Linked DNA regions of Mus musculus: region 2 is linked to region 1. Evidence: chromatin loops called from intact Hi-C (ENCODE). Cell type or tissue: gastrocnemius. All regions are shown on one strand.

Evidence for each region. A loop is a pair of places that touch in the nucleus more often than their neighbours do. Peaks named below come from ENCODE experiments on the same cell type or tissue, not always from the same donor. Only the 100,000 strongest peaks of a DNase experiment are listed, where the experiment ranks them.
Region 2: it touches region 1 in a loop (2.8-fold over the local background); 2 of 42 quality-filtered maps call a loop at or near these places.

What each region holds. Positions count from the first base shown.
Region 1 is chr1:59,579,845-59,587,844 of GRCm38, forward strand. Gm973 (predicted gene 973) reads left to right here. Exons shown (of 19, transcript NM_001357842.1): 10 at 2,552-2,631. Gm39648 (a long non-coding RNA gene) reads right to left here. Exons shown (of 3, transcript XR_865454.2): 3 at 6,554-6,850. Among named protein-coding and RNA genes, the nearest start is that of Gm39648, 12 kb to the right of the region's middle. In gastrocnemius, CTCF peaks have their summits at 1,229 (motif pointing left) and 4,994 (motif pointing left); a DNase peak (open chromatin) is centred at 4,992; H3K4me3 peaks cover 323 bases; H3K27ac peaks cover 729 bases.
Region 2 is chr1:59,511,625-59,519,624 of GRCm38, forward strand. It overlaps a transcript of Gm973 not described here. Among named protein-coding and RNA genes, the nearest start is that of Gm973, 8.7 kb to the right of the region's middle. In gastrocnemius, a CTCF peak has its summit at 3,952 (motif pointing right); DNase peaks (open chromatin) are centred at 276 and 4,821; H3K4me3 peaks cover 2,383 bases; H3K27ac peaks cover 4,221 bases.

The DNA of each region.
Region 1 (8,000 bases):
TAAAGGTGCCAAGCTCCATGCTAAAATCAGATGCTCTCTCTACCTTCCAATGCCTGGGTGTTTGGTGAAGAACGCCATGACTCGGAGAAGGCAGAAGGGGCTGAGAATAAAATCCGTCTAGGCAGGGTTACCTCTGAATAGCCTGGTTATCTAGAGAGGAACGCTATCTTCTCACTAAAAGCCAGTGGTTAGATTAATGGGAGCATTTGAAAAATCTGTTCAGTCTTGCTGGTGGGCAGCCAGGGAGAGAGTGTTTTCTGTTTATCTCTATAGTGGCAGACATGTTCATCACAGAAAGGCTGTGTGCGATTTCAAGCAGCCGGGAAGTAGAGCTGAAGTAGTATGAGGTCTTTGGTTGTGCACACCAGCTCCTGAAACAGGGAGAAGCCCTCCCCACCCCCATTGACAGACAATGGCCTGGGTTGCACAAGAGGTAGATCTTCCCTTGTTGCTCTAGAAGGGAGTTTTATCACCATCCCCATTCCCCCCCCCCCCCACACACACCCATTGCTTTATCGCACAGGAATGCAGCTGGAGTCTCAGCCCCTCCTTGACAGCACAGACCTCAGTAAATTACCAAGGTCTTGACCCAAGAGATGAGAAGCCCTAAGTGATTTTTCAGCCTCCTATCTAAGGACGTGTTTACATTTCTTGAACTCTGGCTGACTGACTCATTCTCCTGCTGTTGCAAGAACTTTCCTTATGCATCAGGATTTATACATTTCATTCCTGAAAGACCCAGGGTCCTTTCCAAGCCACTGTGCAGTGAACCTCATCACAACACAATTCTGCTGAGTGGCTCTGTCCGGAGGATGGGTCCCACCCGGCCAGGCGAGTGTGAGCGAGGCTGAGAGGCAGTGTAGTGTGGAAGGAAAGCACAAGACACAGCTCAGGACATCTGGGGTCTGGGTTCCACTCCCGCTATGTTAAGGTGTAGGCTTGAAGCTACAGAAACCCAGTCTCAGAACCTCAGTTCCCCCCCCCCACCTGACTTAAACTTAAGAAGTGTTTTAAGTTTATGCAGGAGCCATTCTCAAACAAATCAGGAAGAAAACACTGGCCGAGGAAACACAGAAAAAAGAAGAGCCTGTAAGAGATAGATACTGTCTTAGAATCAAAAATAATAAGGAGGTGGCTGGAGAGATGGCTCCAAGGTTAAGAGCACCGGCTGCTCTTCCAGAGGTTCTGAGTTCAATTCCCAGCAACCACATATGGTGGTTCATCTATAATGGGATCAGATGCCCTCTTCTGGCACAAAGGCATACATGCAGTCAGAACATTGTACATATAACAATTAAATAAATCTTTAAAAAAGAAAAACAAAACAAAAAAGAACCGAGAGTACAGCATGTCATGTGGAGCCACTGATGAGTGTTGAGAAGAAGAAGTCTCAGAAAGAGACTAAAATCTACATCAGCAAAGCCATAGGCACAGCTAAATTTCATTCCCCAAATAATCATCGATTCATGAGCATTACCATTACCGTTGAACCATGGAGTTCCAGTCCACAGATTCAATCCTTCCACAAAACGTTACCAATTGGAAGCTGGGTATGGTGGCACGTGCCTATACGTACAGCACTTGGGAGATAAAAGAAGGAGGATCAGGAATTCAAGGTCATCCTTGGCCTTGAGTTTGAGGCCAGCCTGTGCTACATGAGACCCTGTCTCAAAAAATAACAAAATGGAGGGTGCAGGGGGTGGAGAATGCTCAGTTAGGAGCACTTGCTGCTCTTATGGAGGAACCAAGTTCAGTTCCCAGCACCCACATCAGATGGTTCACACCTGCCTGTAACTCCAGCTCCAGAAGAATGAGACAGTCTTCTGCCTCTGTGGGCTCCTGCATCCACAGACACAGACCCATCAGCATTGGCACATGCACACGTTGTTTCAAAATTAAGGAAATTGTAAAAATATCTCCATCAGTTGCATGGCCAGTTGTGCCTCTGGGGTCTTAGCTTGCACAGCTGTGGCAGATTTGCAGGCTAATGCCACGCTGGCTCATGTGGAGGGTGCCATCATGTCCCACAGACACAATGGCCATTGCCTCTCTCTGCTACATCATATTCATTCTCTCTCTCTCTCTCTCTCTCTCTCTCTCTCTCTCTCTCCATCTCCTATTTGGCCTCCACCTCTGAGGAGCAGGGGAAATCTCTAATCTCTCCCTGAAAGCTTTCAGAAGCATTTTCCTATTTCAGCAAAGTGTGGTCATACAAAATTTATATTCAACAGCATCAGCACTTTTTCCCCATCAATATTTCCTTTTTAATGTCAGCTTTATCTGAATTCCGATAGCACAAAGAATCTACTTTTGTTCTTTTAAATACCAATCAAAACAAGAAGGTCTAAATTTGAATATAAAGCTTAACCCCACTCAACAAGGTGTTTAGACATATTTCCAGACACTATGGGTTATACCTGGGAATGCTATAGGTGTGGGCTTATAATCTTTAATGTGCATGAGCTGAGCACATATGGTTATGGTTCGTATGAAAGTTCATGAGACCTAGATCTGACACCTCGATGCCCTTTCTCTCCGACTTTCACTGCAGCAAACGCTGGAGCCGGAGCCAGTCTTCATGGAAATCTTTATGAAACCTCCTCACGTTTGGCTCAAGCTGCAGAGAGTCAGGTACAGTATTGACTGTGAATGAGCACAACACTGGGAGTCAAGACTTGTCTGGGATTCTTGTCCTAACTTGCTGTGTGACCCTGAGTGAGCCTCTTCATCTCCTTGGGCCTCATTTGTCTCATCAGTAAAATGAGCAGGTAAACTGTACCGTCACCAGGTTTCTTTACTCTCAAGCTTGGAATCTGGATTGTGGTGTGTGTGTGAAGAAGCAGAGCTGACTTTTCCCAGACTTCTGCAAAGTCAGAATTAGAATAAGAATACAGACACCAGCAGCCACAAGCCGAGAATCACATTTTTCCTTCCAAATCAGGAAAGAAAATAGCGATCGAGTTTGTTGTTTGCTTGTTGGTTTTAAGGCATCAAGGAGAGGAGCTAGGGAGATGGCTCTGTCTATAAAGAGCCTGCCACAAAGGCAAGGTCTGAGTTCAGATCTCCAGACCCCACATAAAAAGCCTGACAGGTACAGCTGCAAACATCTGTAATCGTGGCATTGTGGGAGGTGAGCAGGAGACAGGCAGATCCTTGGAGCTCATTGTGCAGCCAGCCCAGCTAAATGGATGCACTCCAGGTTCAGTGAGAGACCGTTTCAACAAATAACATGGAGAACAATAAAGGGAGACACCAGATGTCAATCTCTGGCCTCCATACACACGCACACACACCCATGAGCACATACACCACACACGCACACACTCACACGTACGCACACAGGTAGGATAATTATGAAGAAGGAAGGTGCCGATTTGAATGGCTTGGAAATATCTAATGTTTCAAGGGATGTGTGCAGACTTTTTGATAAGCGGTCCTCTGTCTGAAGCTCTGAGGGTGACAGTGTCTTCAGTCTCTCAAGAGAAGCTAGTAGGGAATTCCTAGAGCTGGATCCAGGGACTGGGAACTCCTGAGGCAGATGCTATACCACTGCTCCAGGGGTTGCCTAGGTCCCTCCGCTCTCAGACAGCCTCCAGGGCAGGCTCGCCAAGCCTCTTATCTCCAACTTCTTGCTGCTTCTGGCCTTCCCTCTTTTCCCCAGCACTTCCTTACAATCAGAGCAGAAATGAGTCTGTTTGCACAATATTTGAACTGACCTTTCAGGTTAAAACACCAGGCCCAAGTCAGGCCTCCATTGAAGAAAAGCATATCTAAGCCACTTCTCCACTACTGAAGAACCTCAGAAACAACACAGACACACACATACTATGTGTGTCTGTCTGTCTGTCTGTGTGTGTGTTTGTGTGTGTGTGTGTGTGTGGTTTGCCTCCATTGAAGACACTTTTCATAAAGGATCCGAAGACCTTAAGTAATAACAATAGCAATAATAATTACAGAGTTGTGACTAAGAAAATACAATATATTTTGGAAATCCCATAGCTCCAAAGGCCATACCAATACTCCCTGCATGGTCCAAACTCATGTATCCCTATGGCTCTACTGGAGGACCCTTCAAAGAGTGACCCAGCCATGACAAGTTAACTATAGACTAAATTATGAACTTTGCAGTCAGACTGAACTTTGGATCTTAAGCTCCAAGCCTGGTTCATCTGCAAGGCCTTGGTAAGTTCACAAACTCTGGAAATATCTTGTACCTCCTTTGCAAATGGAGAAAGGTTCCCATCTGAGCTTCTTGGTTGGTTGGTGTTACCATAGCCTGCCTGCCTTTGAAAAGGAACCCCGAGGGGAAAAGCCTTATGAGGAAAAGTCTAGGGAGCCCCACCAGTCCCCAAGCCAGGAAAAATGGGGTGTAGGGTACAAAGGACTTCCTCCTGCCTCTCTCACCCCTCCCCCTTCTTGAGGCTCAGGGCACTTTATTAGGTTAATCACTGCCTCGGATTTTAACTACTTCCTCAACCTACTCCACATAAATGACTAATTTTATGTTTACCATAAAGCATCTGGAAAGGCTTTAGAAACAAATTTCTACCCAACAGACTTCAGTTTACCCACCTTGATGGGCCACTGGCCCAACCAGTGGCCTCCCTGCCTCTCTAGGACCTAGGACCTTTCTTGCTCTGAAGCACAAAGCAGGCTTGCAGCAACAGTAGTAGCAGCAGCAATTAAGCCCGTCTTTCTTTTCTTTTAATCCCTACTGACTCAGCTCGTCCCTCCATCCTTTAGGGTCTGGTCATGTAAGGTCACTCACACATAATACATTTGTCTAGTTTTGTTGTTGGTGGTGGAGGTTTGGTTTGGTTTGGCTTGGTTTGGTTTAAGTCACAGTGAGAATCCCAAAGGTGGAACCTTTTGGAAACAACAGACCTTTGAGAAGTCACATACCTAGGCTGGGAAGTATGAGGGAAAGAAAGTCTGGTATTGCTGTCCAAGTTCAGCTCTGGGGTCCGGAGGCTGCCCCCGTGCGCCCCCTCCCGGTAGTACTGAAAACCTCTGCTCTGAGTCTTCAGTGGCCGCGTCGCTAAGGCCAAAGCCGAAAGGGTGAGGGGCTCTAGCCTCCCAGTTCCACTTTCAAGTAAAGGCCCTTAGGCACCCCTTCTACACCTAGCCGGAGGTTCCGGGCCTCAGAGCCAAGTCCATCAGTTTAAAAAAAAAAAAAAAAAAAGCGCCGCAGCTGCCATCAGCAACTTCCTTGGAGTTAGAAGTGGGGAGAAGTCAGAGAAATAGGGGGAAGAAGACTACAAGGGGAGTTGCGTGGAGATGAAAAGAGCGATGAAAAAAGAGAAAGAAGACAAGCAGACGTGTTTCAACTCCAAGCTCCCATTTCCCCTTTCAAATGAACGGCCTCCCCACTGTGAGCAGAATCAAGTATTTATGAAGGCATTTTTTGCATATTAATAGCTGCGCAGGGATGGGGCCCTGCCAGCGCTTAAGTCCTAAAGGTATGGTGCCCTTTTGAAAATACAGGTCTTTCCAGCCCCTCATAGAATTTGGTTTTCTCCTTCAGATTTATTTCCCCCTCTGCCTTGTGGGTCCTCCTGGGGCCCTACAACTGATTAAGAGAAATTAGTTTCTGGGCTGCCTTCAGAGTCCAGGACTGCTCTTCCCTCTGCGGGTCGCTGACATCAATCGCAGGCTCTCGCCTTTCCTCTTCCCCAAGGCCTCTGGGGAGAGGCTTGAGGTTGGGTGAGGTGCCCAGCACCTAAAAAGAATCTTAAAATTGTAAATGGAAGTTTCAGAAGGAGATATTAATACATCCGTGCAGTGAGAGAGGAGAAAGTAAAAAAGAAAAATATGCAATCATTTCATTAACGTTAATAATACTGTCGATCCTCGGTGAGGATTGCATTTCATTTTTAAAAAGAAAACATAGAGAGTTAGAAACATAATCAAAAGACCAAATCATATTAAAATAATAGTAGTAGGCAAGAATATGAGCTATAGTTTAGTGGCAGGGCTTGACTACCATAGGCAAGGCCCTGGGTCTGATCCGGAATACTCTTATACACACACACACACACACACACACACACACACACACACACGCACACGCATACGCGCGCACACACACACACACACACACGCACACGCATACGCGCGCACACACACACACACACACACACAGAGGCACAGATGACTAGGGCTTGGGGCTGTAGTTCAGCTGGTTGAGGTCTATCTTAGAATGCACATGGCCCTGCATTCTATCCCTGGGACCACATAAAACCCAGGCACGGTCACACACCTGCAATATCAGCCCTCGGAAAGAAAGGCTCAGAAAGTCAAAATCATCCGAGGCAACCTGAGATCTGTGATCTCCTGGAATCTGTGATTTAATACTGGGCAACATCAAGGTTCCAGACGGTTGGTGAGGAGGAGCCAGCCTGGGCTGCCCAGAGTCCACCCTCTGTGTGCACTGTTATAACAACCAAAGTGTTTCCACCCACTGCTAAATATTCCCCAGGGAGCAAACTGAACCCATCACCCCTCTCTTTTTTTCCTCCTCCTCTTCTTCCTCTTTCCCCTTCCTCCTTTCCTTTTCCTTTTTTGTTGTTACTGTTGTTCGTTTTTGAGCCAGAGTCTTACTATGTAGCCCAGACTGGCCATCCTACCTCACTGAAATTATAGGCATATGCTATCACGTCCAGAGTGACTGAATATTGAAAGTGCAAATCAAAACCATAAGTCAATCATGATTCCATCTATGGTTGTTGATTTTTGTGTTTTGTTCTCAAGCATCTGTTAGGGAGCACAAAATTAGGGTGCTCTGGGTTCAAACTTCACGTCGCGTCCCTGGGCCTGTGGTCTCTGCTCTCCTCCCCTAGTCGTCTTTATTCTATGAAAAAGGAAAGATAAAAAGAGTTTGTAAATTTTCAATTTGATGGAGACATACTCACATAATCGCAGGACCCTGGAGGCTGAACCGGGGGTTGGGAATGTGGTATCTACTTCAAAACCAAACTGAGCACCCTGAATGGAAAAATCAAAAAAATCAAATAAGTAAATAAGTTTACTTTTTTTTTTTTTTTTTTGGACAGGGTCTCACTATATAGACAACGCTGCATGCACTCTGACTCCCAAAGATCTGCCTTTGCCCCCAAAGTGCTAAGACTGGAGGCATTCACTACCACGCCCAGCTAAATAAATAACTTTTTTTTTAAGATTTATTTTATTAATATATGTAAGTACACTGTAGCTGTCCTCAGACACTCCAGAAGAGGGAGTCAGATCTTGTTACAGATGGTTGTGAGCCACCATGTGGTTGCTGGGACTTGAACTCTGGACCTTCGGAAGAGCAGTCGGGTGCTCTTACCCACTGAGCCATCTTACCAGCCCCCATAAATAACTTTTAAAATGTACATTGTATGCAAGGGAAGCTAAAATGACCCAGGAGTCACAATGTCCAGCAGGAGTCCATGCACAGCCAGCTGAGCATCAGCAGCAACATTTTTTTTTTAAAGATTTATTTATTTATTATATGTAAGTACACTGTAGCTGTCTTCAGACACTCCAGAAGAGAGAGTCAGATCTCCTTACGGATGATTGTGAGCCACCATGTGGTTGCTGGGATTTGAACTCCTGACCTTCGGAAGAGCAGTCGGGTGCTCTTACCCACTGAGCCATCTCACCAGCCCAGCAGCAACATTTCTTAACACTGTTCTTTTAACAAATTGAACATTAATCTGACTGGTGTTGTGCTGTTATCTTCTAAGACTCAGAGAGTCAATGAATTTGTCTCTCTCTTTTTTTTTAAGATTTATTTATTTTATGTATATGAATACACCATAGCTATCTTCAGACACACCAGAAGACAGCATCAGATCCCATTACAGATGGTTGTGAGCCATCATGTGGTTGCTGGGATTTGAACTCAGGACCTCTGGAAGAGCAGTCAGTGCTCTGACCCGCTGAGCCACCTCTCCAGCCCATGAGTTTGTCCCTTATTCTCAAGTTTGCATCTCAAGTAGGAACTTCTCTCTTCCACT
Region 2 (8,000 bases), 68 kb before region 1:
GAATTTCCCATGGACACAAACTCCTAGTTAAAATCTCTTTTTTCCCTAGAGAATATCCAGTAGTAGCAACTTCTAAAAGACAGCGGTAATTAGGAAGATAATTGGGAAGGAATAATCAAGCAAAGGAAACTGGAGCTTTGGAATGTGGTGGGGATGCCGACCTGGCACCATTACAAGAATTGTGTGTCCATCTGGGTCCTCCAAGGAACAGATACCAAGACAAGATTAGATGTGTCTGAGATTTATTAGGGAAGACACCTGTGAGGGAAAATGGGGAGGGAGCCAGGAGAGGCAACAGCTCGGGCACAGATCCATCCGGGTGAAGGAGAGAGAGGAGAGAGCAAAGGCAGGCCAGGTGGAAGTGTCTTAGACTGCTGAGCCACTGGAAGAAAGTTTTGCAAGGTCGCTGGAAATCCCTGAGCCAGTCACCCATCAGAGGTGTGCCCTGGCTCCCTTGTCCCCAGGGCTTAGCCCGCCTGCTATGGTTCTGCGGGCACACTCAGACATGAGCATGCTGGAGCAGCCTGGAGAAGCCTAACTTTGGCACAAATGTGGCGATAGAGGTAGGATGTAGCAACAAGGGCCTTTGTCATTTCTGCTCCTTGGAACTGGTGATGTTGAGAGGCGCTCCTATGTGGCTATGCCAAACTGTGTCTTCTCTGTACAAGTCCCACTTAGAACCTATTTCTTCAGCATCCATTTGTAGGGCCCTGCCCCCTCTGCCTTTCTGTGAGTCTCATAGAATTGTCTTCATCTTTCTCTCTTATATAAATCAATACTGTGTATGTGTTTGAGTATGTGCTGTTATTTGTTTGTTTGTTTGTTTGTTTGTTTGTTTGTTTGTAAAAGAAGGGGTCTTGCTATCTGACTTAAACCCTCAATCCTCCTGCCTCAGCTTCCTGGATGCTGAGATTACAGGCATGCACCACGATGCCCAGCTTCAACTCAATGATTTCCATCTCTCATCATTTCCTTGAGATACTTTCTACTTCAGTACATACAACCCAGCAGCACAGGAAATCCGTGACAACTACCCTGTAAGAGCCTGGGATAGAGGTGAAGGCTGCCTACCTACTCTGGGCACTAGAATCTTCACAGAAATATTCACAGTCTCTCTCTCTCTCTCTCTCTCTCTCTCTCTCTCTCTCTCTCTCTCTCTGTCGTGTGTGTGTGTGTGTGTGTGTGTGTTCAGGTGTGTGCATGCTGTGGTGTGCTTGTAAAGGTCAGAGGACAACTTTTGGTATCCATTCTCTGTTGAGACAGGCCATCTCAGTATAGAAGTGTGTACGACCACTGCATCTGACTTTATACCTGGTTTCAGGACTTGAACCTGCATCCTCAGACATACACAGCCAGTGCCTTTACCTGCTTTTTAAAGACCAGTTTTCATTATGTATCTTAGAATAGGCTTGACGTCTTTACCTTGCTGCCTCCACCTCCTGAGGGCTGGGGTCCAGGTGTGCACCCCCATGTGCCAGTCTTCAGGTGTCTACTTCATCCTCCACATCTTGTTTGTTCACTTGGTGGCATTTCTAAATTTGAGATGCAGTTTACAATTTTGGGTAATTGCCACCTGCTGTCAGGAGAATGAGTTGGTTTTAAGTTGTCATCATTTGCCCCGTGGGAGAACTCAATAAATACAGTGAACCATATTTACAGTAAGTGAATATTCAGTATTTATTGCTGAAGGCAGGACTACACTTTCATGTCTTCCAGCAAAACAAGTCAAGGACTTCACATGACACAGAAGGAAGATGCCAGCCCACACAATGGGCACTGTAATTATACAATAAAAATTGACAGATGTCTCAGGAGAAACTGAATTCTTCAGCTTAAAGAAGTTTTAGGGAACCAACTCATTTATTGCAACATCACCATAGAATACCAGGGATCTCTCCAGAGACTTCTGAGCGACTTTCAGGAGAAACTTCTAGAAACAGGTAATCTAGTTAAAGGAAGGACAAACCTGAATGCAGCCAAATTAAAAGACAAACAGAAGCCTGGTACTCCACCAATCAAAGCACCTATCCTCCATTTGCTAAAGGGGCTGCAAGCAAGCCCCACCCAAGCGTCTGCGCACCCCCAAAGCTGAGGACCCACATGTCTGAGCACCACTGCCAAGGATCACAAAGTATTCAGCGAAGCCATAGCCTGACTTTGAAAGAAGCACACTCCCAAGGCCAGACATGGTGATGCACAGCTCTAAGCCCAGCATGTGGGAGGTAGAGGCAGAGGCAGGCAGATCTCTGAGTTCAAGGGCGGCCTGGTCTACAAAGCGCATTCTAGGATAGCCAGAGGTACACAAAGAAATCAAAAAGGTGTATCTCAAACATGTTTATTTCCCTTAAATGTCATCATTAAACAAGCAGTGTGCTTAAAGGACATCTTAGAACTGAGGACCTAGGGTTAATATAATAATAAGTTATAGGGTTATTAATAATAATAACAACTAGAGTTATTATTATAACATTATAACTAGGCTTATAATATTATAACTAGGATTAATACTAATAAATTTAAAATTATTTTAAATTTTGCTCTGCAAATTCACAATGCCTAACCTACTAATGGAAATGTGAAGTATTTTATAAAATGTAATGTTCTTACCAAAGGTTCCAGGTCTCTGGGTCTTCATTGTTCTCTGTTATAGATAAGAACCACTTCCTGATTACAATTCAAGCTGATAATGAAGCCCCCTTTCAGAGACTCTTCAAACTTTCTGGCTCACATTCCCAATCTTCCTTCAGGAAAAAGCAACTCAGGGAATTCCTGTTTAATCTTGCCAGTCTTGTGTCTTTGTTTCCCGTGCAAGACTGTGGCTCTTTAGACTTTGTACTCTCTCATCAAACCTATTGAAATTTCCTGTTGAAATTACTCAATTTTTTTCCCTCTTTAATATAGATTAAAAAGGGCTGGAGAGATGGCTCAGAGGTTAAGAGTGCTGGCTACTCTTCCAGAGGTCCTGAGTTCAATTCCCAGCAACCACATGGTAGCTCACAACCATCTGTAATGGGATCTGATGCCCTCTTCTGGTGTGTCTGAAGAGAGCGACAGTGTACTTATAAATAAAATAAATAATAAATCTTTAAATATGTGTGTGTGTATATATATATATATGCATATGTAAATGTATGTATATGAAAAAGGAGCCCTTTGGCTGAGATCTCTCTAGAAGAACTCAAGGGAGGGAGTGTGTGTCAGGGCAGTAAACTTAATCTATGCCTTTTTTTCTAATCTAACTCTTTACAGCGAGAAAGGGAGAAAATAGTTTTAGTGAAAATAGTTTTAGTATTATAAATAATGCCTTCTGTTCATCTCTATTCCTAAGATGCTCTGCTTGCTATAAAGGGCCTTCCATATGACACATGTACTAATGAGTTTTTATTGTTTTGATTTATTTCATTGAAGCTGGGGACTGAACTCAGGACTGTAAGCATGCTGAACATAAAACACCCCAACCCTTCTTCTATGGTTCTTTTTCCACCTCAGATTTTGGCAATTTAACTTTAGGGCCTCACATTAGGCGAGCTATAGACCCAGCCTGCATCCATGGTTCTTAAAACTGACTACTGAACATTACAAGTCCCTGAAGAGTTTTCAAAGCCTGTAAGTGCCTGACAGGAGTGAGGACCAGACGTTTCATCTCTAATAGTCTCCATAACAGGCCTTCGTGCTAGGTCCTACCACCCCCATTTTCCAGATGAAGGTGCTCAAATCATCCCAAATATCTCTCTCAAAGGCGTGTCACTGAGTGTCCTATGTAACATTTTTTTGACAGCACATGGCAAAATACCCTATCCCACTCACCCTCACACATACCCAAATATCAGACCGTCCTGGAAGCAGCAGGAAATACCCCCACTTACTTCCAGCTCTTCCAGGCAGCAGAAACACAAGCCCTACATCCTTGAATCTTCAACTCTCCTGTCTCTCCCATTACATCTCCACAGCCACCAGGGAGCACACTGGTGTGGGTGGCCAGGTCAGAAGTCAACATCTTTGATCAACATAACTATACATTTTGAATATTTTTATTTCCTGATCAGGCTTAGATTTCTGTGAGCCTAGATGGATTAGATGAAATTTGATATTTTTCTTAAAAGCCAGGATGAATTAAGCAGATTGACACAGGTGAACAAAAACAGCTTGACTTCTCCCTCAAGTCGACTATGTTATTTTTCATTTTATTCAAGTTCCAGACAAAACAACTTCAAGTGATTCTCAGTGAATCTGAGAATCCCGGAAGAGGTCCCTTCTTTATTAGAGACACTAGCCAAGTTTTTTATTTCCCAAAATATTGCATCAAGAGCATTTTTCCCCCTGCCGTTCTCAGCAAATTTGGAGCTGCTGACATTTTGGGGAAGGGTGAAGCAGTTGCCAGACTCCCCAAGTTCTAAGGGAAACAGACTTTATCCCTGGTTGCTCCTGATGGAGGACAAGCTCCACCACGCCCCTCGTCAGAGCGCAGAGCCCAAAGTCACAGCACAGACCAGCCCAGGACTTAGCCAGTGAATCACGGGAACTCAGGGATTTCTGCTGGAACAAAGAACTCCAGGCGCTGGGAAACTTTCTGGCGGAGCCATTCCCTCGGTCCCAGCGGAAAAGCAAACCGCTTCCACCTAGTCCTGGAGAAAACCAGTGCAAAGCAGCTGTAGTCGACCCCAGTCATGGCGCTACGGCCTCTCGTCCACAGCTGCTATTTTTCATACCAGCTGCATCCCGAGCGAGAAGTGGAGAGGCTGATTGGTAGTGGTGGTGGGCGTCTCGGTCGGAGCTTTCTTAAGAAGAAAGGGCTTTGAATGAGCCAATGAAAGCTGTTGCCAGGGAACCAGATGCCACGAGCAGGCCACTCCAGCAGCGTAGGAATACAAGCACAGAGGCCAGGAGTGCTGGAGTGAGTATTAAGTGTACTTGGCAGCTTAGTCCTACGAGGCTGGTTAACCCTTTATGCACCTAACCAGGAGCAGGCTGTCAAGGAGAAGGAGAATGGTAAAATCCTAAGAGCCAAGTCACCCCCACTGCCAGCTCTTCCTGCTGCAAAGCTGTCCTCCCTGCTTGACTGACAACTCCCTCCCCCAGGCCCCACCCGCATTAGGATGTGTAGGCATTCTCACAGGATATATGATCGCAGAGGGCACCTCTCTTATCTGCTCAAGTTTATTACAATACTGATTCATCTCAGCCTGTGGCCTGGCTTCTTCTGGCCATTGTCCTCGGAGTGTTCTCTGTGATGAAGACGGATGGATCACTTCCTCCCTCCCTGAGGACATATCCCCAGAGCCTCCTGGGCCAGCCAGAGACTGGCAGCCTACCTTCATTGTTGCCTGGTAGGAAATGAGGAACACACAAAATCACCACGGTTGGGTCTCCTGGCCTAGCCCCTAGGGATGTATGCTGTCTTGTCCATTTTTTTCTTTTCTGTCAATCCCAATCAGGCATTTGCTCTGGGCCTCATTTCTGCACAATCTGGTTAAGCAATCTCTACAGAGGAACTTGAAAATCAGTTCATAAGAGAACCTGAGTGTCTCCCTTAAGGACTCCATGAGGGCTGAAGGCGGGCAGTGAGTGTCCCTGAGGAATGAGGGAGCTCTTGATTCTTGTCTCTAGCAAGACACGGGCTTTGAAAGGAAGGCTCTCAAAGCCTCCAGGCTCCCTCACATCACCTCTTTTGCTTCACACTGGCAGTTCTAGCTCTGTCAGGGCCATGGATGGGGATGTAATTTGAACATTCAAAAACTAAAACCTTACTAATGTGAGCAAATAACAGAATGAGAATGTGTTCGTACCTTATGCAGTGTATTCACAAAGAGATGTATTACGTTAGTATTTCTCAAATGATTAGTGAATAGTTCACAGACTGACTCCTTGACCGTCAGAAAACATAGAAATGGTTCTCATCACAGAGTTAAGTAGTGAGCTGGAAGGTAGCTGACAGAAAGGTGTTCATAGTATAGTCTAGTCACCTACTGTCTCTACACATGAGAGCCCTTCTGGGAGTTGTGACCTTCAGAGCCTCTGCATGTACAGCAAAGCCTTCCTTCTATCATCTAACAGGGAGCCACTGCATTGCCAGGCAGAATTAGTTTTCTTTTAAATTTATTTATGTTATGTATGTGAATATACTGCCATTCTCTCTATGCACACCAGAAAAGAGCATTGGATCCCATTAGAGGTGGTTGTGAGCCACCATGTGGTTTCTGGGAACTGAACTCAGGACCTCTGGAAGAGCAGTCAGTGCTCTTAACTGCTGAGCCATCCCTCCAGTTCCAGAATTATTTCTTAAACACTATTTGTTGACTGCGTACTACAGGACAGTCTGGCTCTTATATCAGCACTTTATCTGTTACATAAACATCATTATAACAAAAGCCAATGAAACTTGTATTTTGTTTTGTTTTGTTTTTTTTTGTTTTTTTTTTTAAAGATTTTATTTATTTATTTATTATATGTAAGTACACTGTAGCTGTCTTCAGATGCACCAGAAGAGGGCATCAGATCTCATTACGGGTGGTTGTGAGCCACCATGTGGTTGCTGGAATTTGAACTTCGGACCTTCGGAAGAGCAGTCGGGTGCTCTTACCCACTGAGCCATATCACCAGCCCCCTTGTTTTGTTTTTTAAAGATTTATTTATTTATTATATGTAAGTACACTGTAGCTGTCTCAGACACTCCAGAAGAGGGCGTCAGATCTTGTTACAGATGGTTGTGAGCCACCATGTGGTTGCTGGGATTTGAACTCCGGACCTTCGGAAGAGCAGTCGGGTGCTCTTACCCACTGAGCCATCTCACCAGCCCGTTTTGTTTTATTTTGTTTTGTTTTGTTTTGTTGAGACAGGGTCTATGTGTAGTTCTGGAACTCACTATATAGACCAGGCTGGCCTCAAACTCACAGAGATCCTCCTGCCTCTGCCTCTAATGTCAGCCTTTGGGTGTCAGAGGCAGGAGGGCCTCTTGAGTTTGAGATCAGCCTAGTTAGTCTACATGAGTTCCAGGTCAGTCAGATCTACACAGATCTACCCTGTTCTCAACAAACACACCAGTAAGCTGATAAAACATTCTCTTCTAATTCTGCTTAATGGCTCGAGGCAAGCAGAATCCACAGGGCCTCTGTGACGTGGGCTCTGTCTCAGCTTGGAACATTGCTCCTCCTGGCTTGCTCCAGGATCAGGTCCCAAGAATTGCTACTTTTGTTCCCACTGGCAGAGCCGCTGCCAGGCAGTGATTGATTCCTCCCATGTTATGAAAGGACCAAGAACGAGGGATTTGTGTTTCTTCTACAAACTTGCCATCTCCCCGCCATAAATTTAAGGGTTTGCAGTTACTCTGCATGTCCGTGCTAAGAACACAAAGCCCGGAGCAAAGGATTTGTTTTGGAAGGACCAAGCATTCTCCACTCCCCAAGCAAACCCTTCCAGACCCTGAATAAGTAGCTCTCCCTTTCTACATCCTGAACCAGGCAGGGTGTGCGGCCTTGATTTATACCTAAGAACAGAGAGGATGCAGAGGTAGAGACAGCCACCTCTCCCTTACTGTGATTCCAGGGTCGTCTATGTTGCTTTTTTGCATTGTTTTCTTTCATATCTGGCCTAAGCCACATCAGAAATCAGCTCCAGTATCTAAACAGGCCACTCACTACTCCTCCTTAGCAAGCCTGTGCTTCTTCCAACAAGTCTAGAGGGTTGACTCTCCCACCCTGCTGTCAGCGTGCTTTCTGCCTTTGTTTACTGAGTCTTGGGTTGGTTGGGGTTTTAACCTGTGAGTCTAAGCTTTGTACTGTGGCCAGGCAAACTACCAGCTTCTAAGACAGGCTTTGACCTAATGCTCCTCATTTATTCCTCTTAATGGCTCAGAGATAATTACCCATCTCTTTGAGCATGTCACAAAGCAAACCCCAAATGCTTAGAGAGCTGCTACTATGTGCAAGGGGTGGTGTGGGAATATGCAGGATAAGATTTAGTGCCTATCTTCCATGAAAGAGCTCTCACTGTATAAGGCAGTA